Regions from separate parts of the Homo sapiens genome. Here region 1 is linked to region 2. Evidence: read pairs that join two places in POLR2A ChIA-PET (ENCODE). Cell type or tissue: endothelial cell of umbilical vein. All regions are shown on one strand. Each heading gives the region's core, and the rest is flanking DNA. Links, peaks and the distances in the headings are about the cores only.

Region 1 (12,712 bases), core at 4,533-8,532, 70 kb after region 2:
CCAAGTGTGTGTGCGTTGTGCTTGTTGCTAATTTCCCTTTACCTATCCCATTCCTTCCAACTCTCATTTGCCATCTTTGGCTGTTAAATGGAAGTCTGTCATTCTAAGGAATATGAGTGAAGGAGGAAATGGGAAGCTAAGTGTAAGGAAGTTTTTACTTGACTTATAGGAATTTACACATCATCAAAGGTATACTCTGCAGCTGGGTGAGCCTGAGTGACCGGAAGGAAGGGGAGAGTCTATTCAACTAATCATTTGCATCACATGCACCCAAGGAAAAAATGTTTACCTGGTGGAGCCACGGTTAACCTTTTTTCCTTGCTGAGCCGGTGCCCTTGGATGAATTCACTCATGGAAGGGGGGCCCTTCAGAAGAAATGATTCTGTGGAGGTGGGATCAGGGGGAACTCTTAATAAATTCTGTAGGTAGGAAGCCCCTGAAGTCCTGGGACGGCTCTGATCACAAAGGGAAGGTGAAAATTGTCTTGCAGGAGATCCAAGAAAAATACATATAGGAAACAAAAAAGTTTTACTTTAATTACCTTTTAACGCCTCACCAGTGACAACATTATTTATACTGGCATTTAATTTTTTAAATATGTAAATCAATCTTTTTGCTTTTTTTTTTTTTAGTTTCCACATCAGGATACAACCCTATTTGGAAACTGTTCTGGATACTGGAAAAAAGATTTATTACAGTTAGTCAGCTTGAACCGCAAATAGAAAATATATTATTTGAGTCTTTAATGAAAGCTCCTAAAATAAAAATGTTACCATTAACCGAAAATACAGGGTAAGTAACTCAACAGCCAGGACTCACAAAATCAAGCCCCTAAAAACCTTACAAGTGGTTTCTCTGGGCAATATTCCCATGCCAAATGAAAAAGCACAAAAACCTGCTTTCAAGAAAAGGACTGTGCGTATTCCATCCCATTTTATCTAGATATAGACATCCCCTTTCAGTCTGTCATCAGTTTTGGTCATATGGACAAAAGTTTCCCTAAGAGAACATATTCATATCCTTGCCCCGTTAAAGAGAAGCTGATAAACAGCACCATTTCCAAAGGTACAATGACTTTTAAAATTATAACCCAGGTAGAACACAGCTTCATTCTTAATATCCACCTTTATCTACCAATTCTCAGGTTGGAGGTAAGGGAGAGGCATATTTACACATACAAAGAGTAGCAAAAATATTAACAGACACTTGAAAATTATATTACGATTAATCAAGAGGAGGGATTGGGCAGGGGGTTAGAAAGGACTACATAAACACAATTATCAAAAAGGTTTTGATCTGGAAAGACCCACATTAGCAAGACCATTTATATGCCAGCTCCCATTTTTTCTTTTGCTTCCCCTCCTCCATCCTCCACAACAAGAGCACATTTATTTTTGCAGTTAACTAAAATCTGGCCACTGCACCGTACTATGAAGATCGCTGCATGCATACCTTTTCCTCTGAGTGCCACTGCTGACCCGAATGTTGGGTGTCTGTGGGCCCTGACTATGCAGGAGGTAAGTGTCTATGGTGGGCACGGTGACTGATGCCTCCCCACTTACTTTAGGGCTGCCGATCTTGCTCTTTCCAAGTTTGCCTTTGCTGCGTCGGGACTGCTCATGGTCAAACTCTAAGTCCTCCAGCCTCTGGGTCAGGGCGAGTTTTTGCTGGATAGCCATTCGTAACAAAGTGTTCAGAGTCTTCTTCTCATCCTCTGCAGCTGCTAACTGTCTCTGCATCTCATCCAACTGGGTGACATATTCATCACATCTGGAACCAAAACAGAGAAGTGGTCAGAGGAAAATCTTGGTGAAACTGAATTTGGGAGTTAAGCTGAAAAGTAATAAATTTGACCGAAATTTAGAAATTTAGAAGACTGGTTTAAAGGTCTAGCAATAGAATGTAGATAACCCACAATAGCAGAAAACTGGAATATATGTTCATCCATACAATGAGATATATGGGACATTTTTAAAAAATTTATTATTATTTTGTTGTTGTTGTTTTGTTTATTTGTTTTTTGAGACTGAGTCTCGCTGTATCGCCCAGGCTGGAGTGCAGTGGCGTGATCTTGGCTCACTGTAACCTCTGCCTCCCAGGTTCAAGCGATTCTCATGCCTCAGCCTGCCGAGTTGCTGGAATTACAGGAGTGTGCCACCATGCCAAGCTAATTTTTGTATTTTTTTTAGTAGAGACGGGGTTTCACCATGTTGGCCAGGCTGGTCTTGAACTCCAGACCTCAAGTGATCCTCCCACCTTGGCCTCTCAAAGTGCTGGGATTACTGGCATGAGCCACCACGCCCAGTCATTATTATTTTTTAAAGAGACAGGGTCTCACTGTGTTGCCCAGACTGGTCTCGAACTCCTGGCCTCAAGTGATCTTCTTGCCTCAGTCTCCCAAAGTGCTGCGATTACAGGTATCAGCCACTGCACCCAGCCCATATGGAGACAGTCTTAATAGGCAATGTCTTAAACCCCAGGGACAGAGTTATCGTGGGGCTGCTGTGTAACAGACGAATAACAGTCAAGTCTCACACAATGTCCACTATACCTGAAGTGTCTTACAGTAGCTCTTTTTACTGTATGACATTGTATTCTTTGGAGGAATGTAACAAGTTTATTATAGGCTATGCCTATAGTATCCAAAATAATAATGTTTATAAAGAAAACATTTCCTTATCTATATTTATACGTTTTAGTTTAGTATAGATTGCAGCTGTTGGTCTTGTCAATTTGACTGATTTGCCTGAATTAGAAAACTGAGTATTTTCAATGATTTCTCAACCAGATGACAGAGCAATGAGTTGTCAAAAAACAAAAAACAGAAAACCCTGCAAAAACCAAGATTTCACAAGGTTTCATACAGATACAGCAGGCTGTCCGAAACATCTTTATTCAGGTTTCATACTTGTGCCGAAGAAGAAAGATAAGCTTAGTGATCTTTTTTCCTTACCAAAGGCAAAACCTGGCACATATACATTTGGAAGGTAGAGGTGGCGTGGAGAAAAAGCTCATTCTGAATTTTGTTTTGTTTTTTTTCTGAGTTTATTTACCCGCTAAAATATGAATAACAAATACTGTTCATGCCAAAAAAAAGTCTGTGAAAATAGACAATTTGGGGATAACAATTCCTTTTTATAAAAAATTATTATTATTTTTGAGACGGAGTCTCGCTCTGTCACCCAGGCTGGAGTACAGTGGTGTGATCTCAGTTTCTGGGGGACTCCTATAAAGCTCAAGAGATCTTTTTTTGTTTGTTTTTAACACTTTTACATGTATCAGCCAAATGTAAATTATTTACTAAATCTGCAAGTAAAGCCATAGTAATTATTCGTGAATTTTGCACCAAGTTTGCATCATACAAGATACACAATTGGTAGGATTTGGTCGGGCATGGTGGCTCATACCCGTATCTCAGGACTTTTGGAGGCCGAGGTGGGCGGATCTCTTGAGCCCAGGAGTTTGAGACCAGCCTGGGCAACATGGCGAGACCCTGCCTCCACAAAAACCACAAAAATTAGCGGGTGTGGTAGTGCAAGCCTGCAGTCCTAGGTACTCGGGAGGCTGAGGTGACGTGGGAGGATTGCTTGAGTCCAGGATGTCCAGGCTGCAGTGAACCGAGATAGCGCCACTGCACTTCAGCCTGGGTGACAGAGTGAGACCCTATCTCAAAAAAAAAAAAAAAAAAGTAGGTCTTTTTTGACACTGCATTGTGACAGCAAAAAATGTATTTCAACAGTATATTGAAAATCTCAAGATTCTGAAAACTTCAAATCAAATACATTCTTAACAATCACTTCATGTTTAAACACAAAATACAGCCGGGCGCGGTGGCTCACGCCTGTAATCCCAGCACTTTGGGAGGCCGAGGCGGGCAGATCATGAGGTCAGGAAATCGAGACCATCCTGGCTAACAGGGTGAAACCCCGTCTCTGCTAAAAGTACAAAAAATTAGCCGGGCGTGGTGGCAGGTGCCTGTATTCCCAGCTACTCGGGAGGGTGAGGCAGGAGAATCGCTAGAACCCGGGAGGCGGAGGTTGCAGTGAGCTGAGATCGCACCACTGCCCTCTAGCCTGGGCAACAGAGTAAGACTCCGTCTCAAAAAAAAAAAAAATTATAAGTAATTAGCTGATGTGATGATTATTAATCTTCATTATGACAGTATCTTCTCGCACAGTACTAAAGGTAAGGCACTTTTATATACTTTCATGTACTTCCTTCACAGAACTCTATTTCAGAGGTGATAATATTTAGCTATTCTAGGAAGTGGGGTTTTTTTCCTTATTGAAAGCTTTTTATTTGGAGGGAGACTCTCTTTGGGGTGCATAAATTCTAGAAACAACCTATTAATATTAGCTTACTTAAAAAATATTTTTATGTAATAGAATTTCTGGATCCAGAGTGTTCAGTAGGGGGCTCTGGAAAACAGCACAGAAGGCTTGCTTTTAGATACGTCAGAGTGGACTTCCACAGATTTTCTTCACACTTAGCCATCCTAGACTACTCACCGAATACACTCAACATGCACAAAGGCAGGGCTGTGAATTTTAAAGCCTTTACCCCACCTACCACACCCAGTCATAGGAAGAAAATACTGTTACCTTGTTGCAAACATTGCTCTCAGGGATGAGAAGGTTGCAGCATCTTCTTTCAAAGCCTTCAGTTCATTTCTAAGCTTCGTCATGGTTTCAGTCACCATTGCTTTTTCATTTTCATATTTGTTCTTGAGATTAGCTAGCGCCACCTCAGCTGTCTAAAGCAGAAAATCACACTGCTTACAATTTTCATATCAGGAAAATCCATCATACAGATTGCTTCATGCTGTGCCTATTATGTTCTTTTATAAAAGGAAAGTGAAATTGATTTGGTTACATTTTATATAAACATAGGTATGCGCTTTGGACACAGGGAAGTTTTTCTTTAATGTCAAAATGTGTTGTGAATTCATAATGTGGTTAAATTGCCCTAGAAGCCCGCTGCGAGCCAGAGTCAGTATCAGGAGCTAAGAGAATGACAGTAGTTTAATAAATATTTAATGCAGATTGCTGAAAGTATGCGATTTTAGGACAAGGAGGGAGCCAAAATGAAACTTTATACAAAAAAAATTTTTTTACCAATTATTTAGTAAAGAAGCACAGCTTCAATAGGAATAATCAAATTGGAATATGTTAGAACTCAAATTTTGTCACCTGTGCTCTGTGGGCCCAAAACATAGAATAAAAGACATACACCATTGTAATTTATAATATGAGTATATGATAAACTATAAATCCATGTTATCATACATTTAAGGAAAAGAAGTGATAAAGAACTAATTACTTTCTAATTTGCATACAATTTGTCCAAACAATGAAATATAGTGAAATATAATTCCTTCAAAATCTCCATAAAAGTAGGGGTTATAAAATGTTGAATGAGTTAAAACATTTGTTTGAATCTGGGATTTGGGCATGTCCGAAGTTCTTGGAATTAATAGTGTTTCAAATCAAGAGCTACCCTGGCACACACACAAGTAAAAAAACACACTGACTGAATCAATGCATAAAATCAGTGTATACTTAGGGATTGCCTGTTTGATGCATAGCACACAGTTTGCATGTTGAAGCCAAACTGGGAACACATGATTTTTACAAACTGGAAACTATAACTTTTCAAAGTGTATACAAATACCCCATACTAATGAACAACCCCATTACTAGCAGAGAAATCCATTACTAACGGGATTTCCCAGGAAGACTACCTTGGTTTTTAACATTTCTTTTTGTTGCTTGAAATGGGCAGCTTCAAACCTTCATATGCAAAGTGCCAACATCTATAGAAATAAATTCTTTCTTAATTAAATCAATGTTGGGATAGGGTACTTTGTTACTGTTTTGATTCCGAAGTAGTTTCTTGTGAGTTTTGATTGGATTTAAATTCAGATTAAAATGAGACTTTACTCATAAAATACTTCTGTATGTTCTGTAAATACTTGGAGGAATCTTCAGAAATATTACAGATTCAGAAAATTATCCACAAGGCAGAAATTGACCTGGGGAAAAACGGCAGTTGTTTAGTGTTTAAAAAGCTTAGACACATATTCATTTAAAACAGAAAAGTATGTTTAAGTTGTGAAATGTAGATGTAACAAATTTGTAAGCACATAGAATCCCATGGTCAGTATCTAAGGGGAATAAAATGGGGGATAACAGAAGAGCTAGATCTGAAACAGAAATACAAAATCATTTATTGTTTGTGACAAATACCCCAAAGCCTCAGTTTTGTTTGTAGATTTGTTTGTCCATTGACTGTGCAAAGTTTTTCCAGAATTAAGTAATTTTAAGTATCCATAACTCACTGGATTTGCTGATTTCTGCTTTCACCACTTTCTCCACACATTCCAAAGTTGACTTTCTAAATAAAAAAAGTCTTATTTCCAGCCACATAGGCCTTTGTGAGCATTCCCTGAATATATTATTCTATTTTGTCACTCCAAAGCCTCTCTACCTACTGTTCTGTCTGGAATTACTTCCTCCTCCTCTGGAAAACAACTTCTTATCCTTTAATAACAAACTAAGGTATAATTGCTTCTGTGAAGTCTTTTCCGCTCCTCTAGGAAACCTTAGTTGCTTCCTCTGCATTGTTCTCATAACTTGGATTACAGCATGTGTAACGTTGAACTGTAATTGTGTTTCTATCCTGACATCCCCAGGAGGCTGAGTCTTCTGGAAGGCAGGGACCATGTGTTAGTCTTCTTTGAATCTTCAGCATCTAGCACAGTGCTAGATGGACGGTGCTTCATAAGCATTTACTGACTTCATCAGAAGGCACTGTGCCTATGAAAAAATCCTTAAGTAAATGAGAAGATTCATAGAGACTACAGAATGCCTATTTATTTATTTTTAACTTTTAAGTTCAGGGGTACAGCTGCAGGATGTGCAGGTTTGTTACATAGGTAAATGTGTGTCATGGGGGTTTGTTGTACCAATTATTTCTTCACCAGGTATGTAAGCCTAGTATCCATTTGTTATTTTTCCTGATCATCTCCTTCCTCTCATCCTTCAGCCTCCAACAGGAACCAGTGTGTGTTGTTCCCCTCTATGTGTCTATTTGCTCTCATCATTTAGCTCCCACTTATAAGTGAGAACATGCGGTATCTGGTTTTCTGTTCCTGTGTTAGTTTGCTAAGGATAATGGTCTCCAGCTCCAACCATGTCCCTGTAAATGACATGATCTCATTCTTTTCTTTCTTATGGCTGTATAGTAGAATGCCTATTTTAAAACAGGGAGATTTCCTTTTTTCCCCTGTACCCCAGAATTCTCACCTTAACCTTAAAAACAAACATTTCACAATGTCTAAATAAATATAGTGAATGTCATCTGTTAATACTTGAAGCTATTTACGGCAATAAGCATCACAGCAACAGCCCCAACATCATGAACGTGCAGACCAAATGCATTGCTAGAAATGTGTTTTCATTTAATTTACTGAGCCCATATAGACTGTAACTCTAATGTAATGCAAATGGTACAGGTTGAGCATCCTTAATCCAAAATCCAAAATGCTTCAAAATCTGAAACCTTTTGAGTGCTGACATGAGCCACAAAATTCTACACCTGACCTCATGTCATGAGTGGCAGTCAAAACTTTGTTTCAGCCACGGAATCATTAAAAAAATTGTATAAAATTACCTTCAGGCTATGTATATAGGAATACATGAAACATAAGTAAATTTCATGTTTGGACCTGGATCCCATCCCCAAGATAACTCATTATGTATATATGCAAATGTCCAAAATCCAAAATCTGAAACATTTCTTGTCCCCCAAAACATTTCGGAAAAGGGATACTCAACCTGTACCACAAAGCACAGTGAAAATAAAACTTCAGCTAGGAATGCTTTGTTCTGTTCTGATTTCCTGTGGTACTGTTTACATCACTCTAAAGTGCTTGATAAGTCCTGTCTTGTAAACAGCTACAGGCAATTGCGGAATTCCTACTAGATTATGTCATTTATTTTTGCATCCCTACTTACTGCCTCCCAGAAAATATGTAATCAATGAATGCTTGTTCACAAATTAGTCTCTGTTGGTTGGCCAAGTGTCCTTATCTATACCTCTGTTTCAGTTAAGCATCTTGATTTTTTTTTTTTTAAGACAGATTTTCGCTCTTGTTGCCCAGGCTGGAGTGCAATCATGCAATCTAGGCTCACCGCAACCTCCGCCCCCCGGGGTTCAAGTGATTCTCCTGCCTCAGCCTCCCGAGTAGCTGGGATTACAGGCACCCGCCACCACGCCTGGTTAATTTTGTATTTTTAGTAGGGACGGTGTTTCTCCATGTTGGTCAGGCTGGTCTCAAACTCCTGACCTCAAGTGATCCACTGGCCTTGGCCTCCCAAAGTGCTGGCATTACAGGCGTGAGCCATTGCGCCCAGACCTAAATTGTTAATATTCAACCTTTAGGAAGAAGTCAGAGAAGTTATCTGGATGGCTTGATCAAGAATGCCCCAGGATAGCATGTCCTTGTGTAAGCCTTATCTAATATGGTATTGGTTATTTATGACCACTCTGAATCATTGGGTCTTTAAATTATAGCAGAGTTACAATAATAAATTCCTTTATTCCGACCTAAAATTAGAGTCAGATCTCTCACAAATTCTTCATTCACTCTAATCTTTTCTTTTTTTATTTTATTTATTTTATATATATATATTTTAATTTACTTTAAGTTCTAGGGTACATGTGCACAACGTACAGGTTTGTTACATATGTATACATGTGCCATGTTGGTGTGCTGCACCCATTAACTCGTCATTTACATTAGGTAAATCTCCTAATGCTATCCCTCTCCCCTCCCCCCACCCCACAACAGGCCCCGGTGTGTGATGTTCCCCTTCCTGTGTCCATGTGTTCTCATTGTTCGATTCCCACCTATGAGCGAGAACTTGTGGTGTTCGGTTTTTTGTCCTTGCGATAGTTTGCTGAGAATGATGGTTTCATTCACTCTAATCTTTTCTATTTCTCTAAAGTGACAACATAAAATAAAGTCATATTTTGCCCTTAGGTTTATATAAAACATGTTAATAGTGCAAACAATATTATGGCTTATGGTATAGATGTCAATTATATAAATAGATTTATGGGAACTAGAGATGAGGACTTGAAAGCTGCACTGTAGATGAGATAATAAGGGCGTGGTTTTCCCCAGATGATGGCAAATGGAGAAGACACTCTGAATCTGAAATTAATCCTCATTCTCCAAAGACCAAGAGCTCCCTTGACCTACTATTCACTGGCACTGCTTGCGTTTGCAGGAGGGTATTTGGTGCTTTGTTGCTTCTCTTTATCAACACCAACATTTATTCAGCACCTTTCTCAAATATGTGTCTTTCAAGAATATCTTTTCAGATAAACTAAATAAAGGTGAAAATAATTTTCCTGCCTATATTTCGCAGCACTCCCACCAAGGTAAAACTCAGGGTGAAAACAATTTCAGTCATTAAGGAGGGCTGGGAATTAGACAGGTTCATGTTGTAACATTACTACTTGTCCAGAAGGACAAGATCAATAGCTAGGAAAAGCTCCCTATTACTTAACCTCTGACCCAGGTGGGTTAACATCCCAAATGAACCTAAATTTCAGATACGTGGTCAGTAGCACAGGTAGAGCTCATTCTTATACTCTCTCACACACACTCTCTATTATTTCCTTGCTAAAGTGGCCCCAAACTATTTAATTTGTTGGTAACAATCTGTCTGGCTTTGTTTCTGTTACTCACTCAGGTCCTCACAGTTGTCTTGCCTTTCATCCCTGACTTATTCATTTATTTAGCGCTCTTGTTTCTCTAAGTTTGGGATGAAGGACAAAACACTCCTTTTAATCTTGCTATACTTGGCTGGGCGCGGTGGTTCATGCCTGTAATCCCAGCACTTTGGGAGGCCGAGGTGGGCGGATCACTTGAGGTCAGGAGTTCGAGACCAGCCTAGACAATATGGTGAAATTCTGTCTCCACAAAAAGTTAGCCAGGCATGGTGGCACATGCCTGTAATCTCAGCTGCTTCGGAGGCTGAGGCATGAGAATCGCTTGAACCCAGGAGGCGGAGGTTGCAGTGAGCAGAGATGGCGCCAGTGCACTCCAGCCTGGACAACAGAGCGAGACTCTGTCTCAAAACAAAAATAAAAAATAATAATAATAATAATTTTGCTATACTCCTAGAAATTGAGTCTTGAATCTGAACCTCCAGCTCCAAAGCTGGGGTCCAGTTATTGGCCATCAGACCTTCTTCACCATATGTACCCAGATTTCCCTCTGTTTGCTCTAGCTGCCTGCTGGGTGTTTGTCTTTCTTGCTGTATCGCCCTGGTTGGTGTAACCTGCCTTGCCAGCCTATTCTGCCACCCTCCATCTCCTGTTTCCACAGCCACTCACTGCCAGGCTTCAGCCCAGCACCGCCTGAGCTGCCTTTCTACATCTGCAGAAAGGCATCTAGATCTTCTCCTGTGTTCCTGCTTTAAGTTCCTCACCTCTGCCTCCACCTAACTGGGCACAGGTATTTCATCATTTAAAAACAATAATTATTATGACATTCTGATCTGGCACTGGGACAGTTTTATTTATCCACTTACCAAGAATCTGAACTCTCATCTTGACGATACTCGATACTCAATAAAATTAGGGAATAAATTAGTTAAGAAAGCTTTGACTGGCATGCTTTCACCAGTAGAATGAGATTACCTGCTTGTTGGCTTTCAACACCGCCCTCAATGTGGCGATCTGCTCCCGTTTGGTGCTCAGCAGGGACTTTAGCTTGAGGATCTCTTCCATTAAGGCTTCCTTGTCTTTATCAATCATGGGGGCTAGCTCCCGAGCCGCTGCTCTTTGACGAGACAGTTGCAAGGACCGGTCCACAGCTTTCTGCAGATGCTTGATTTGGTCCCGGATTATGGCATTAAGGTTGTAGATATTCATTGGCTCTTTGCGGATGTCACTTGTATCCAATACTGGAGATGACGGTGGGGCAGTAATAACAGGAGAGATTGTGGGGGTCTTAGTTGGACTTGGTTCTTTGCTGGCCTCTGTGCTTTCTTTTGCAACTGGTTCAGATGAGGTCCTTGTTTCTACCGGGGATGACACACCCCGCCTGGCTAATCGTGGGGACAAAAGTCCTCTGGGATCATCGGGCCCTTTCAGGCTGCCACTGCGGGTGACTCTGCTCTGCCTATAGTAATCCAGCATGACCCTGTTGGGAGTTTCATTATTACATAGACACACATGGTGGTAAAGCTGAGCTAACTCCTCACTGAATGTCACTAACTCATCCTGGGCCGTATTAAGGGTACTGTGATTTTCGTTGGCTATGCTGGTCATCTTTTGCAACTCCTTCTCCATGTGGGCCATCTTCTCACCACTCTCCTTGGTGGTCTTCTCAAGGCTTGTCACCTGCTCATCATACATCTGGATTTTACTCTCATACTTGGCCTTCTCATCAGTGTAGTTTTCTACAGATTTATTATATTTCTCCTTTAAGGCCTTAATTTCAGCTTTCAGATCAATCACCTCAGTTACTGCCACCCTGTATTTGCATTCAAGGATCTCTAAACCATTGATGTCCACCTCATAGTCATGGGCCTCCTCCCCTGAGTCCCGGCCCTTCTCCCCGTCCAGCTCAGCCTTGAGCTCCTTGCTGCTTTGCAGGCCCCTCATGGCATTGACGTGCTCTGTGAGCCGGTGCACCCGCTCATGCTGCTCCGTCAGTGCCCCCTTGGTGTGTTCCAGCTGTGTCTGTGACTCCTGTAGGTTGGCCAAAAGAATGGCCTTTTCCCGCTCTACCTGCAATGGCAAAAGAAAGTTTCTGAATCACCTCAAGGCAGCACCAATGATGAACTTAATCCATTCACAGTCGGGCATGTATACACTTAAAATCACTGCAGCAGAGCCAATGTTCCCACTATTTCAAATTAAATTGGAGTGTTTTTTATTTCAGCAGTTCTGGTAAGTCAATCTAAAAGTACATAATTCTAAAAGAATTATACTGCAAGTAGTTACCCATCAATTTCGCTTGTATCATACACATATACTGACGAAACTTCAATGTTATTAGAACAATCTTATTTTGATTTTTAACACCTTGCAGAAAACAACATGACTTTAAGAGATAAGCATAGGACTGGTGTTATTTTTATTTTGAGTGCCTTAGAGTACATCTGCTTTTCAGATCATAAGTGACTGTATCAGGGTGCCTATGAATCAATCATCTTTTCCTTCCCAGAGCTCAACCCCAAATCAGGTTTAAAACCTAAGGCTTTAACTCCCTAAATAATGCTGAGTACTTTAACCATCCCCTTAAAAATAAGCATTTAGTCCCCAAAATAAACACGCACTACATTTGATAGTTTTTATCTTTTTTTAAGACAGGGTCTCGCTCTGTCACCCACACTGGAGTGCAGTGGCACAATCAGGGCTTACTGCAGGCTCTGCCTCTCAGGCTCAAGTGATCCTTCCACCTCAGTGTCCTGAGTAGCTGGGACTACAGGTATGCACCACCACACCTGGCTAATTTTGTGTGTGTGTAGAGACAGAGTCTTGCTATGTTGTCCAGGCTGGTGTTGAATGCCTAGGCGCATGTCAGCCCCCTGCCTCTGCCTCCCAAAGTACTAGGATTATAGGCAGGAGCCACCACGCCCAGCTTTGATGGTTTCTAATATAAAAGTCAAAGAATACATACAGAATTTTA
Region 2 (12,132 bases), core at 7,375-11,374:
TTGGGCCCCATTGGGATACTGGGCAATCATTCTGTGATTCTCACGTGTGCACGTTAATAAATCTGTATGCTTTTTCTCTATGTGCCTTTTTTTTTCTTTTGAGATGGAGTCTCGCTCTGTCGCCCAGTCTGGAGTTCAGTGGCGCAATCTCGGTTCACTGCAACCTCCACCTCCTGGGTTCAAGAGATTCTCCTGCCTCAGCCTCCCGAGCAGCCGGGACTGCAGGCGCCCGCCACCACACCCTGTGAATTTTTGTACTTTTAGTAAAGACAGGATTTCACCATGTTGGTCAGGCTGGTCTAGAACTCCTGACCTCAGATAATTTGCCCACCTTCGCCTCCCAAAGTGCTGGGATTACAGGCGTAAGCCACTGCACTCAACCAGTATGCCTTTTTGAGTTGATTTTTATACCGCATTGTACTTGAAATGGTAAGCAATGACCCCTCAGTATTCTTCAATTTGGGGTATCTTATAATTTATATGGTTCCACATGCTGACTTTTCACCTCCTAGCATGTGTTTGTTGTTGTTGTTGCTGTTGTGAGACGGAGTCTTGCTCTGTCGCCCAGGCTGGAGTGTGGCGGCGCGATCTCGCCTCACCGCAACCTCTGCCTCTCGGGTTCAAGCAATTCTCCTGCCTCAGCCTCCTGTGTAGCTGGGATTACAGGCGTGTGCCACCACGCCCGGCTAACTTTTGTATTTTTAGTAGAGAGGGGGTTTCACCATGTTGGTCAGGCTGGTCTCAACTCCTGACGTCGTGATCCGTCCGCCTCGGCCTCCCAAAGTGCAGGGATTACAGGCTTGAGCCACCGCGTCCCACCCACATGTTTTAAAAATACAAATGAGCGGCCGGGCGCAGTGGCTCACACCTGTAATCCTAGCACTTTGGGAGGCTGAGCCGGGTGGATTGACTGAGGTCAGGAGTTCGAGACCAGTCTGGCCAACCTGGTAAAACCCCGTCTCTACTAAAAATACAAAAATTAGCCGGGCGTGGTGGCGCGCCTGTAATCCCAGCTACACAGGAGGCTGAGGCAAGAGAATCGCTGGAACCTGGGAGGCGGAGGCTGCAGTGATCCGATATCTCACCACTGCACTCCAGCCTGGGCGACAGAGTGAGACTCTATCTCAAAAAAAAAAAAAAAAAGAAAAAAAAAAGAGTTCATTGTAAAGTCATTGTGCTTTTTAAGACTATTATTAACATGTGGCCTAAAACAAAACCCTGTCAGAGGCTCCAGGGGACAACCCCAGCCTTGCAGAGCAGGGTGGACATTTGGCATTTTGTTCAAAGTTGCACTGAGGCTCAGTGCGGTTCCCAGAACTGTGGTAGCTCCCTGGTTTCCACAGACACTGCAGTTGATGAAGGCTGACAGTTTAATTCCAATGAACGGATGTGCATGTGCGACGGGCACAGCAACTGGGTTTGTTTTCACTCTATTCTCGCTTAAGTGAGGCAATAATACAAAGTTGACTGTGGGCTCCCAGAACACTTGCTGGTGCTAATGCCTACACTGTCAACTGCAATTCAAGAACCGATGACAAATTCAAGACAATGCCCTGCAAATGATGCCAATTTCTTTTTTTTTTTCTTTTTGAGACACAGTCTCATTCCATTGCCCAGGCTGGAATACAGTGGTGTGATCACAGGTCACTGCAGCCTCAGCCTCGCCCTTTGGGACTTCAGCAATCCTCCCACCTCACCCTCCTGAGTAGCTAAGACTACGGGCCATACTGGCAATTTTTTTTTTTTTGAGACGGAATCTCGCTGTGTCGCCCAGGCTGGAGTGCAGTGGCACAATCTCGGCTCACTGCAAGCTCCACCTCCCAGGTTCACGCCATTCTCCTGCCTCAGCCTCCCGAGTAGCTGGGACTGCAGGCGCCCGCCACCAGACCCGGCTAATTTTTTGTATTTTTAGTAGAGATGGGGTTTCACCCTGTTAACCAGGATGGTCTCAATCTCCTGACCTCATGATCCACCTGCTTCGGCCTCCCAAAGTGCTGGGATTATAGGCGTGAGCCACCGCACCAGGTCCATACTGGCAAATTTCTTGACTTTTTTTTTTTTTTTTTTTGAGAGACAAGACAAGGTTTCACTACGTTACCCAGGCTGATTTTGAACTCCTAAACTCAAGCAATCCTCCCAATGTGGCCACCCAAACTGCTGGTTTTACAGATGTGAGCTACTGCGACTGGACCAAATGATGCCAAATATATTCCTGAAAACAAACATACACACAACTTCTAAAGTGTGATCAATGCATGACTAGTCTAGCTTTCATAGTTCAAATAAGACTAAATATTTGTGTGGATTTTAAAAGATATACCTATTCCAGGGGTTACTGGTAAGGTTTAACCAACAATCAATCACTAAGGCAATTATTTCTGGATCCCATCACAGACATCAGTAACAGGCAGCTGGGGAGACATGGAAGGTTTTTGACTATGGCAAAGATATGATCCATACTCAGATTTAAGAAAAATTACTGGGGGGAGGCTGGGCACAGTGGCTTACACCTGTAATCCCAGCACTTTGGAAAGCCGAGGCAGGCGGATCACCTGAGGTCAGGAGTTTGAGACCAGCCTGGCCAACAGTGAAACCCCGTCTCTACTAAAAATAGAAAAATTAACCAGGTGTGGTGGCAGGCGCCTGTAGTCCTACCTACTTGGGAGGCTGAGGCAGGAGAATCACTTGAACCTGGGAGGCGGAGGTTGCAGGGAGCGGAGATCGCACCATTGCACTCCAGCTTGGGGGACAAGAGTGAGACTTCAACTCAAAAAAAAAAAAAAGAAAAAAAAGAAAAATTACTGGGGGGAGGAAAGAGTTATATAGAATGAATAGCAACACTATTGTTGAGAAATAGGCCAAAAATAAGGCAAAAACATTCAATGTGAAATGAAGGAAAACTGATAAGAACTGGTAGCTCATTGGGTAGCAGGTAGATTCCATTTTAAAACAGAATTTGAAGCCAAACAAGAGCTAGGTTAGTAAAATTGCCAAGGAAAGTCAGGAGAAGGGGCTGGATTGCAATGTAAAAAGAAATTGTGATTTGGTGCCCTTGGAGCATTTATATTCATTAAGCAGGCCCTTGAAAACGCGGAGTAGGTATAGATACCCTCTGCTGAACCTTCCCAGAGGGCAGATGGGACCCCCAATGAAGACGAGGAGAAAGGAGAAAATGGCAAAGCCAGAGGAAGAAAGTTGAAGAACCAATGAGGTAGGAAAATCAAGATATCTCAGGTCATCAGAACCAAGAAAAGAGCTTTAAAAAGGTACAAATGTCACAGAAAAATTAAGAAGGGCTGAAAATAGGTGCTGAATGCTATTTGGGAATTCATTGCTGACCTTACAACTGCTAATCCAATGTTGTAAACACAAGCCAGTCCAAAAGAAGACAAGGAAGTGGTGAGGACGGGGTGAGAAGATGAAGAAGTGAGGGCAGCAAGGCAGATCCACACAGTAAGTTAAAGTCACTGGGAGGCAGCTCTAGAAAATTTCAAGGTTTAAAATCTAGGATGGTGAGGTCGAGGCAGGTGGATCACTTGAAGCTAGGAATTCAAAACTAGTCTGGCCAACAAGGCGAAACCCCATCTCTATTAAAAATACAAAAATTAGGCTAGGCGCGGTGGCTCACACCTGTCAACCCAGCACTATGTGAGGCCGTGGTGGGCGGATCACCTGAGGTTGAGAGTTAAGACAAGCCTGACCAACATGGGGAAACCCCGTCTCTACTAAAAATACAGAATTAGCCAGGTATGGTGGCACATGCCTGTAATCCCAGCTACTCGGGAGGCTGAGGCAGGAGAATTGCTTGAACCCGGGAGGCAGAGATTGCAGTGAGCCGAGATTGCACCATTGCACTACAGCTTGGGCAACGAGAGCGAAATTCTGTCTCAAAAAAAAAAAAAAAAAAAATTGGCTGGACATGATGGTGTGGCCTGTAATCCCAGCTATTGAGGAGGCTGAGGCAGGGGAATCGTTTGAACCTGGGAGGTGAAATTTGCAGTGAGCCAAGATGGCACCATCGCACTCCAGCCTGGGCGACAAAGCAAGGCTCTTTATCAAAACTAAATAAATAAATAAATAAATAAATAAATAAATAAATAAAGTCTAGGATTACCTCATTGGGGGTGAGGAGGGGAAAAAATAGCCTATAAATGAGAGTAAAGGGGCAAACCATGGAAGGTAACAGAGGAGAAATGTCTCTGAGGACTGGGTTTATCTGCCAGATTAGTAAAAAGGAGAGGGCTGCAATAAAGGAGTCTATAAACCAAGTCTGAAGTGACAGGTCGGTTGAGCTCACCTCAGATACCCCAGTCTGATAAAAATTGTGTATCGGCACAAATTCAGGTCTACTTCAAGAGGGAGAGGGTGGAGTTGAGACAAAAGAACAAAGTAGGAAAGACCTGTAACAGATAGAAAAAGTGCAATGAGGAGTCAAACAGAAATGAGCAAAAAGTATGCCAGAAAGTGCAGAGGGCCCAGATTATGTATTGAGGGACAATCTATAGCATTCCTTGTCTTATTCCTGCAAATCTCGGCAACCTGTCCTCAGGACCAAAGTGGGGTTTACCCATGTTTGGAAATGCACAGAAGCTTATAAACCTGGTTGTACATCAGGATCGTCTGGGCACTTGTTAAAAATACAGCTTCTTGGCCAGGCGTAGTGGCTCACGCCTGTAATCCCAGCACTTTGGGAGGCTAAGGCAGGTGGATCACCTGAGGTCAGGAGTTCAAGACCAGCCCAGCCAACATGGTGAAACCCCGTCTCTACTAAAAGTACAAAAATTAGCTGGGCATAGTGGTAGGTGCCTGTAATCCCAGCTACTCGGAAGGCTGAGGCAGGAGAATCATTTGAACCCGGGAGGGGGAGGTTGCAGTGAGCCGAGATCGTGCCATTGCACTCCAGCCTGGGGAACAAGAGTGAGACTCTGTCTCAAAAAAAAAAAAAAAAAAAAATACAGCTTCTTGGCCGGGCGTGGTGGCTCATGCCTGTAATCCCAGCACTTTGGGAGGCGGAGGCGGGTGGATCACGAGGTCAGGAGTTCAAGACCAGCCTGGCCAAGATGGTGAAACCCCATCTCTACTAAAAATACAAAAATTAGCTGGGCATGGTGGCAGGTGCCTATAATACCAGCTACTTGGGAGGCTGAGGCAGAGAATTGCTTGAACCTGGGAGGCGGAGGTTGCAGTGAGCTGAGATCACACCACTGCACTCCAGCCTGGGTGACAGAGCAAGACTCTGTCTCAAAAAAACAAAAAGCAAACAAACAAAAAAAAACAGCTTCTCTAACCCTACCCCTCAGATTCTGAGTCACTATGTCAAGGGTGTGGCTAGAGATTTTTAATTAGCAATCCCAAGTAATTCTGAAACAGCTGGTAGAATGGCATTTGGAAGCCAAGCAGATCATCAGAATTATCTAATATACTTTTTAAAAATGCAGATCCATAAGCTCCTGTCCAAACCTACTGAATCTCTCACCACATTTCACATGCATAAATTTTTTCTTTTTTTTTAAATTTTTTTGAGATGGAGTCTAGCTCTGTCACCCAGGCTGGAGTGCAGTGACACAATCTCAGCTCACTGCAAACTCTGCTCCCTCGGTTCAAGCGATTTTCCTGCCTCAGCCTTCCAAGTAGCTGGGATTACAGGCGCCCACCACCACGCCTGGCTAATTTTTGTATTTTTAGTAGAGACAGGGTTTCACCATGTTGGCCAGGCTGGTCTCAAACTCCTGACCTCAAGTGATCCGCCTGCTTCTGCCTCCCAAAGTGCTGGAATTACACACATGAGCCACTGCGCCCAGCCCCACATCCATATATTTAAATGCATCATGTAGGCTGGGCACAGTGGCTCACGCCTGTAATCCCAACACTTTGGGAGGCTGAGGCGGGCGGATCACCTGAGGTCGGGAGTTCGAGACCAGCCTACCAACAAGGAGATAACCTGTCTTTACTAAAAATACAAAATTAGCCAGGCGTGGTGGCACATGCCAGTAATCCCAGCTACTCGGGAGGATAAGGCAGGAGAATCACTTGAACCCAGGAGGCGGAGGTTGCAGTGAGTCAAGATCGCGCCATTACACTCCAGCCTGGGCAACAAGAGCAAAACTCCATCTCAAAAAATAAAATAAAATAAAAAATAAATGCATCATGTTCTAATCCTTTTTCAATCAATTTTCCAGCAAATGCGTATTTGAAAAAAAAAAGAGATTTGAGTAAGAGCAATACAAGTAAGTACTATTGATTGAATTCTGGTTCTGAACCAGAACTATATGTATGTTATCTCCCTGTAAAAGGACTGACTCCAACAGCAGGTGACCTCAGGCAGACCCCCAATCAAGTTCCCGTTCCCTCAACAAATTCCAGTTCCTCTTCTCTGTTACCAGTTAAAACCATGAACCTAGATTTCCTTCAGCAGAGAAAAGGAATGCAAGCAAGCAGGTGACTGTGGAGTAAGAGTCTCTCAATGCTCTTAGGTCCACAAGTTTACATGGCTATTCATTAAAAGACCACTGACTAGGCTGGGCGCAGTGGCTCACGCCTGTAATCCCAGCACTTTGGGAGGCCGAGGCGGGTGGATCACCTGAGGTCGGGAGTTCGAGACCAGCCTGACCAACTTGGAGAAACCCCATCTCTACTAAAAATACAAAATTAGCCAGGCATGTTGACGCTTGCCTGTAATCCCAGCTACTCGGGAGGCTGAGGCAAGAGAATTGCTTGAACCCGGGAGGCGGAGGTTGTGGTGAGCCGAGTTCACTCCATTGCACTCCAGCCTGGACAAGAGTGAAACTCCTTCTAAAAAAAAAAAAAAAAAAACCACTGACTGCTCTTTAAACTGTTCTTGGAGCCAGGCACGGTGGCTCACGCCTGTAATCCCAGCACTTCGGGAGGCTGAGGCGGGTGGATCACAAGGTCAGGAGATCGAGACCATCCTGGCTAACACGGTGAAACCCCGTCTCTACTAAAAATACAAAAAATTAGCCGGGTGTGGTGGCAGGCGATTGTAGTCCCAGCTACTCTGGAGGCTGAGGCAGGAGAATGGCGTGAACCCGGGAGGTGGAGCTTGAAGTGAGCCGAGATTGCGCCACTGCTCTCCAGCCTGGGCAACAGAGCCAGACTCCGTCTCAAAAAATAAAAATAAAAAATAAAAATAAATAAGCTGTTCTTGGAAGGAAATTCTTATAAGAAACTTTTCCTGGTTCCAATTTCAGAGCCCATCTTTAAGGAGCTTCTAAGAAGCATTAATGATATTCATGCACATGCACACCATCCATCATTTTAGTGTAAATCTTTACTTGTTTAGAACATTGTATGATTCTAATAATACTAAAGATACTTTTATTTAAAAATATAATATAGATTTTTTAATGTTACAAATAACATTAGCTCTAACATATGAATGCAAATGACCTATGGTTATTGCTTTACGTTGGGCCACTCAAAGCCCTGGAAAACCTTAAGAACAGGTGTTAACAGGCATGCAAGCACTGAAGCCAGTGACATAAGTCTGAATCCTGCCTCTGAAATTTACTAGGTGCAGGGTACTGCAATAGGACTTTCTGAAACTTTTTTTCCTTCCCTAAAATTGTAATAATACCACCTATTTTTTCAGGGTTGTTATAAGAACTAGAGGTAACATACACATAGTCCTGGTTCAGTGCCAGAATTCAATCAATAGTACTTTTTTGTATTGCTTTCACCAAAATTTCTATCCCTCTTCCCCAGAGATGAAATTAGTACTCTAGAAGTTCTCAGGATACTGGGGTATATGTTGAAAATGTGAGCATTCCAGCCATGGTGAGTACCAGAAAAAAAAAAACTGTACTTACATAGAAAGTTTACCAAGTAAATAATGTGAAAAGTCCCTCACCACAAAGCACCGAGATGCTGAATAAATTACAACAGATATTCAAATACTCAGATACAACAAATGCATGGCTGAGCTCATAACAAAATAAAGGAGGTGCCCAAAGGCAAGCAAAAAAAAAAAAGAACCCAAAACTTAAACACAAGTAACTAACTTGTAAGACCATGCTGCCCAAGAGGCAAAGTCATTGCCAGGAACCCGAAAGCCTAGGGGACTAAGAGCCTTTCAGGGGACGGAAGTTTTGGCCTTGGGTTTTCACAATAGGAAAAAGCTGAACCTGAGGCCTGGAACTAAGGTTCCATAAAAGGGAGCATTGGGCCGGGCACGATGGCTCACACCTGTAATCCCAGCACTTTGGGAGGCCGAGGCGGGCGGATCACGAGGTCATGATATTGAGACCATCCTAGCCAACAAGGTGAAACCCCGTCTCTACTAAAAATACAAAAATTAGCTGGGCATGGTGGTGTGTGCCTGTAGTCCCAGCTACTAGGGAGGCTGAGGCAGGAGAATCACTTCAGCCCAGATGGCGGAGGTTGCAGTGAGCCAAGATTGCACCACTGCACTCCAGCCTGGCGACAGGGTAAGACTCAGTCTCAAAAAAAAAAAAAAGATGGAGTTTTGCTGCGTTGCTCAGGCTGGAGTGCAGTAGCTATTCACAGGTGCAAACACAGCATACTTCATCCTCAAACTCATGGCTTGTAGTGATTCTCCTGCCTCAGCCTCCCAAGTAGCTGAGACTATAGGAGTGCACCGATTATAAGGATTGTTATCTCTGTTGTCCAGATGAAGAAACGTAGAAATTAAGAGACAGTCCAATTCACACAGCTAGCTATGGAAGAGGGACTAGAACGTGAGTGCTATATAACCCCAAAGCCTATGTCTTAATTGCTTCACCTTTCTGTTTCACTTAAATGGGGAGCTTCACATTCAGGAATACACAAAGGATGCAGTTGGTACACTTTATTATTTTTGCCAAAAAGCACAGAACTCTAAAAACAGCAGGGTTTATAACCACAGAACATGACATAACAATGCTAAATGGAATTTTCTGCCAAGTTCTTGAGTTTTCAGTTTTTGTTCCTTCTTCTTTAAGAGGGAAAGTGACATTTCAATTGAGTAATGCCTACTTTGTAATGCGTTTAAATTTTGTGGTTTTCATATATAAATATTTTCCTAGGTGCTATAGAATGAACTGGCACTTTTCAGTAACTTAAATCTGGTTTACTTTTTGATGAGGGGGAAGAACAGACTTATCTAATGATACTATTGAACTAATAGGGAGGCAGATTTGAGTCAAAGAAGAAAGCACTTTCTAAAATATTTTTTACCCTTCCCAAATTGAACAGGGTGTGGTCATCCAGTAGTTTGAGACTACTTCTCAAAACACTAGATCATTCTCCTACAGATATTACAGATTTTATCATGGTAAGGGGAATGGCTGTACCTATTAAGATAATTACTTTTCGACCCTGAAAATAGCAACAAGAATTTTGAGTTTCAGCCGGTTTACAATATCGAGACAATGTAACACACCTAGAAAAGGTAGTGCTAGGTTCTCCATTTTAAAAAAAACTGCTCTGGGTTTTCTTTGAATTAAAAAAAAAAAAAATGGTGTGTGCCTGTAGTCCCATCTACTTAAGAGACTGAGGCAGAAGGATAGCTTTGAGCCCATGAGTTCGAAGCTATAGTGAGCTACGATTGTACCTATGAATAGGCACAGCACTCTAGCCTTATCCTGGGCAACACAGTGAGACCCCATCTCTCTCTGACTCCCCTCCCCTCTCTCTCTCTCTCTCCCTCTCCCTCTCTTTTTGAGACAGGGTCTCACTCTGTTGCCCAGGCTGGAATACAGTGAAACGATCATGGCTCACTACAGCCTCCACCTCCTGAGCGCAAGCGATCCTCCCACTTCAGTCCACAAGGGGTCATTTTTTGCAGAGACGGGGTTTTGAAATGTTCCCAGGCCGGTCTCAAACTCCTGGGCTCAAGCGATCCTCCCCCTCGGTCTCCCAAAGTGCTGGGATTACAGGCGTGAGCCCCCGTGCCAAGCAATCCCGTCTCTTTAAAAAAAAAAAAAAAAAAAAAAAAAAAAATGCCTGGCCAACATGGTGAAACTCCGTCTCTACTAAAAGTACAAAAAATTAGCCGGGCGTGGTGGCGGGCGCCTGTAGTCCCAGCTACTCGGGAGGCTGAGGCAGGAGAATGGCGTGAACCCGGGAGGCGGAGCTTGCAGTGAGCCAAGATTGCGTCACTGCACTCCAGCCTGGGCGACAGAGCCAGACTCCGTCTCAAAAAAAAAAAAAAAAATGTACAAAAATTAGCTGTGCATGGTGGCAGGCACCTGTAACCCCAGCTACTCGGGAGGCTGAGACAGGAGAATCTTGAAGCCAGGAGGCAGAGGTTGCAGTGAGCCGAGATTGCGCCACTGCACTCCAGCCTGCGGGACAAGCGCAAAACTGCGTCTCAAAAAAAAAAAAAAAAAAAGAATGGAAAAGAGAAAAAGCAGAGCTACCTTACAGAAATGATTTGTAGACTGCCACAACTCCCTTTTACCCTTACTGCTAAAAGGGCACTTCCTCTTTTCCCCTACTCAATGGGTTTGTAATTTAGCCAGGTGATTTTAAGTAAAATGATAGAATAAAGAATTTGAGGCCGGATGTGGTGGCTCACATCTGTAATCCCAGCACTTTGGGAGGCTGAGGCGGGCGGATCACTTGAGATCAGGAGTTCGAGACCAGCCTGGGCAACATGGTGAAACCCCCGTATCTACTAAAAACAGAAAAATTAGTTGGGCGTGGTGGCGCATGCTTGCAATCCCAGCTACTTGGGAGGCTGAGGCAGGAGAATCGCTTGAACCCGGGAGGCAGAGGTTGCAGTGATCTGAGTTCATGCCACTGCACTCCAGCTTGGGCGACAGAGTGAGACTCCGTCTCACAAAAATAAGGAATTTGGTGCCCACTATTCTCCAACTGAAAACAGTTGATGATTAACAAATTCTGTACATTAAATAACTTGAAAACCCATTAAATAAATACCTTCGATCCAAAGTAAATCATTTTCATTTGATAAGGAAGAAAACACCCTCCCATTAATTTGAGTGAATCACACCTAAGACTGGAAGAGAGTTCAGAAACTGTTTCACACTAGTGTCCTCATTTTGAAGACAAGGAAATGAAGACCGAAGGCACTGTAATTCAGTTACTTGTTTACATATTTTCTCACCTCACAATTTCTGCCCTTATCTACTGTAGTTATATCTTTTTAATTCATCATGTTTTTCTGCTCTATGCCTACTACAAGTTCAGAACCAGGACTAAAAGGGAATTTAAAAGCTCTAATATTTATCATATTTAAATCGTCATATTTGCTTAATCAGAATGAAATGCGTGAAAGTAATTAGAATTATTTGTATTTCTGCTGCTCAAATGAGGTTTTGCCTCGTAAGCTGGTCTACATACCAGACACCTCTGGTTACCGCATAAAGGAGGGGAGGGGATTTTAAAGAAGTTTTGCAAATCAAAGAAAAAAGAAATCCCTAGTTTCAAACTCGCCTGGGGAGAAGAGAACACATTTACAAGACAGGGGAGATTACGTGGCCTTGAATAGATCGCCTTGAATAGATCACCTTGAGGACTTCTTTAAGATTCAATGAGAATTCAGAAATCAAAACACCGCATTACTGACATCTGAACCTATTAACATGAAAACAGCAATAATGATTCCGTTTTCTGATGTTAGGAACAGCTTTCCTTGCCGCTTTTCACAGTCAGCCTGGGAGTCAAGCGTCCCTTTAAGAAAATCCAGGCACTAAGAAGGTTGCTCACCACACCTAGGTTGTCAGACTTGGGCGGACACCAGCCTCCCCTTCACCGTATTAGGCCTCCACCACGGCTGCCCAAAGCAGGAATTTAGCGAAGCCGCTTAAGCTTCAGTAGCTAGAAAACTGGTCTTTTCAAATCCTAACAAAAGTTAGAGAGAAAAAGAGAATTCTACCTGTACTTTCTGAATTTTCTGAGAAGTGACCTCCAGGACAAGCTCGGCGGTAGGCGGGTTCCTGCCCAAGGTCCTCTGGGGGAAGGGACAGCATAGCTAAGGGAGTGGGTGGCCGAGCGCAGCCTTCCACAATGAACCTCCCGAACCAGTTACCTCCGCAGCGGGGGACGAGAGGGCGCACCTGCAGGGCGCTGGGAGCGCCCCTCACCCGCACCTACGCGCCGGGGCCACCCTTCCCCCGCGCCCCGAGGCGCTTACCTGTGGCTCCTGAGGGC

Evidence for each region. ChIA-PET counts read pairs that join two places held together with the same protein. Peaks named below come from ENCODE experiments on the same cell type or tissue, not always from the same donor. Only the 100,000 strongest peaks of a DNase experiment are listed, where the experiment ranks them.
Region 1: POLR2A ChIA-PET joins it to region 2 with 5 read pairs; 3 of 35 experiments call an interaction of 5 or more read pairs at or near these places.

What each region holds. Positions count from the first base shown.
Region 1 is chr12:32,326,557-32,339,268 of GRCh38, reverse strand. BICD1 (BICD cargo adaptor 1) reads right to left here. Exons shown (of 10, transcript NM_001714.4): 5 at 10,714-11,808; 6 at 4,602-4,753; 7 at 1,453-1,770; 8 at 290-483. Among named protein-coding and RNA genes, the nearest start is that of FGD4, 67 kb to the left of the region's middle. In endothelial cell of umbilical vein, for the core only: no CTCF peak of the experiment used is centred there; DNase peaks (open chromatin) are centred at 6,628 and 7,978; H3K27ac peaks cover 2,729 bases.
Region 2 is chr12:32,399,943-32,412,074 of GRCh38, reverse strand. It overlaps FGD4 (FYVE, RhoGEF and PH domain containing 4), which reads right to left. Exons shown (of 17, transcript NM_001370298.3): 1 at 12,116-12,132. Among named protein-coding and RNA genes, the nearest start is that of FGD4, 6.5 kb to the right of the region's middle. RefSeq lists enhancers at 892-1,492, 5,313-6,298, 9,210-10,149, 10,150-11,090, 11,091-12,030 and 2 more and a silencer at 12,028-12,132. In endothelial cell of umbilical vein, for the core only: no CTCF peak of the experiment used is centred there; no DNase peak of the experiment used is centred there; H3K4me3 peaks cover 124 bases.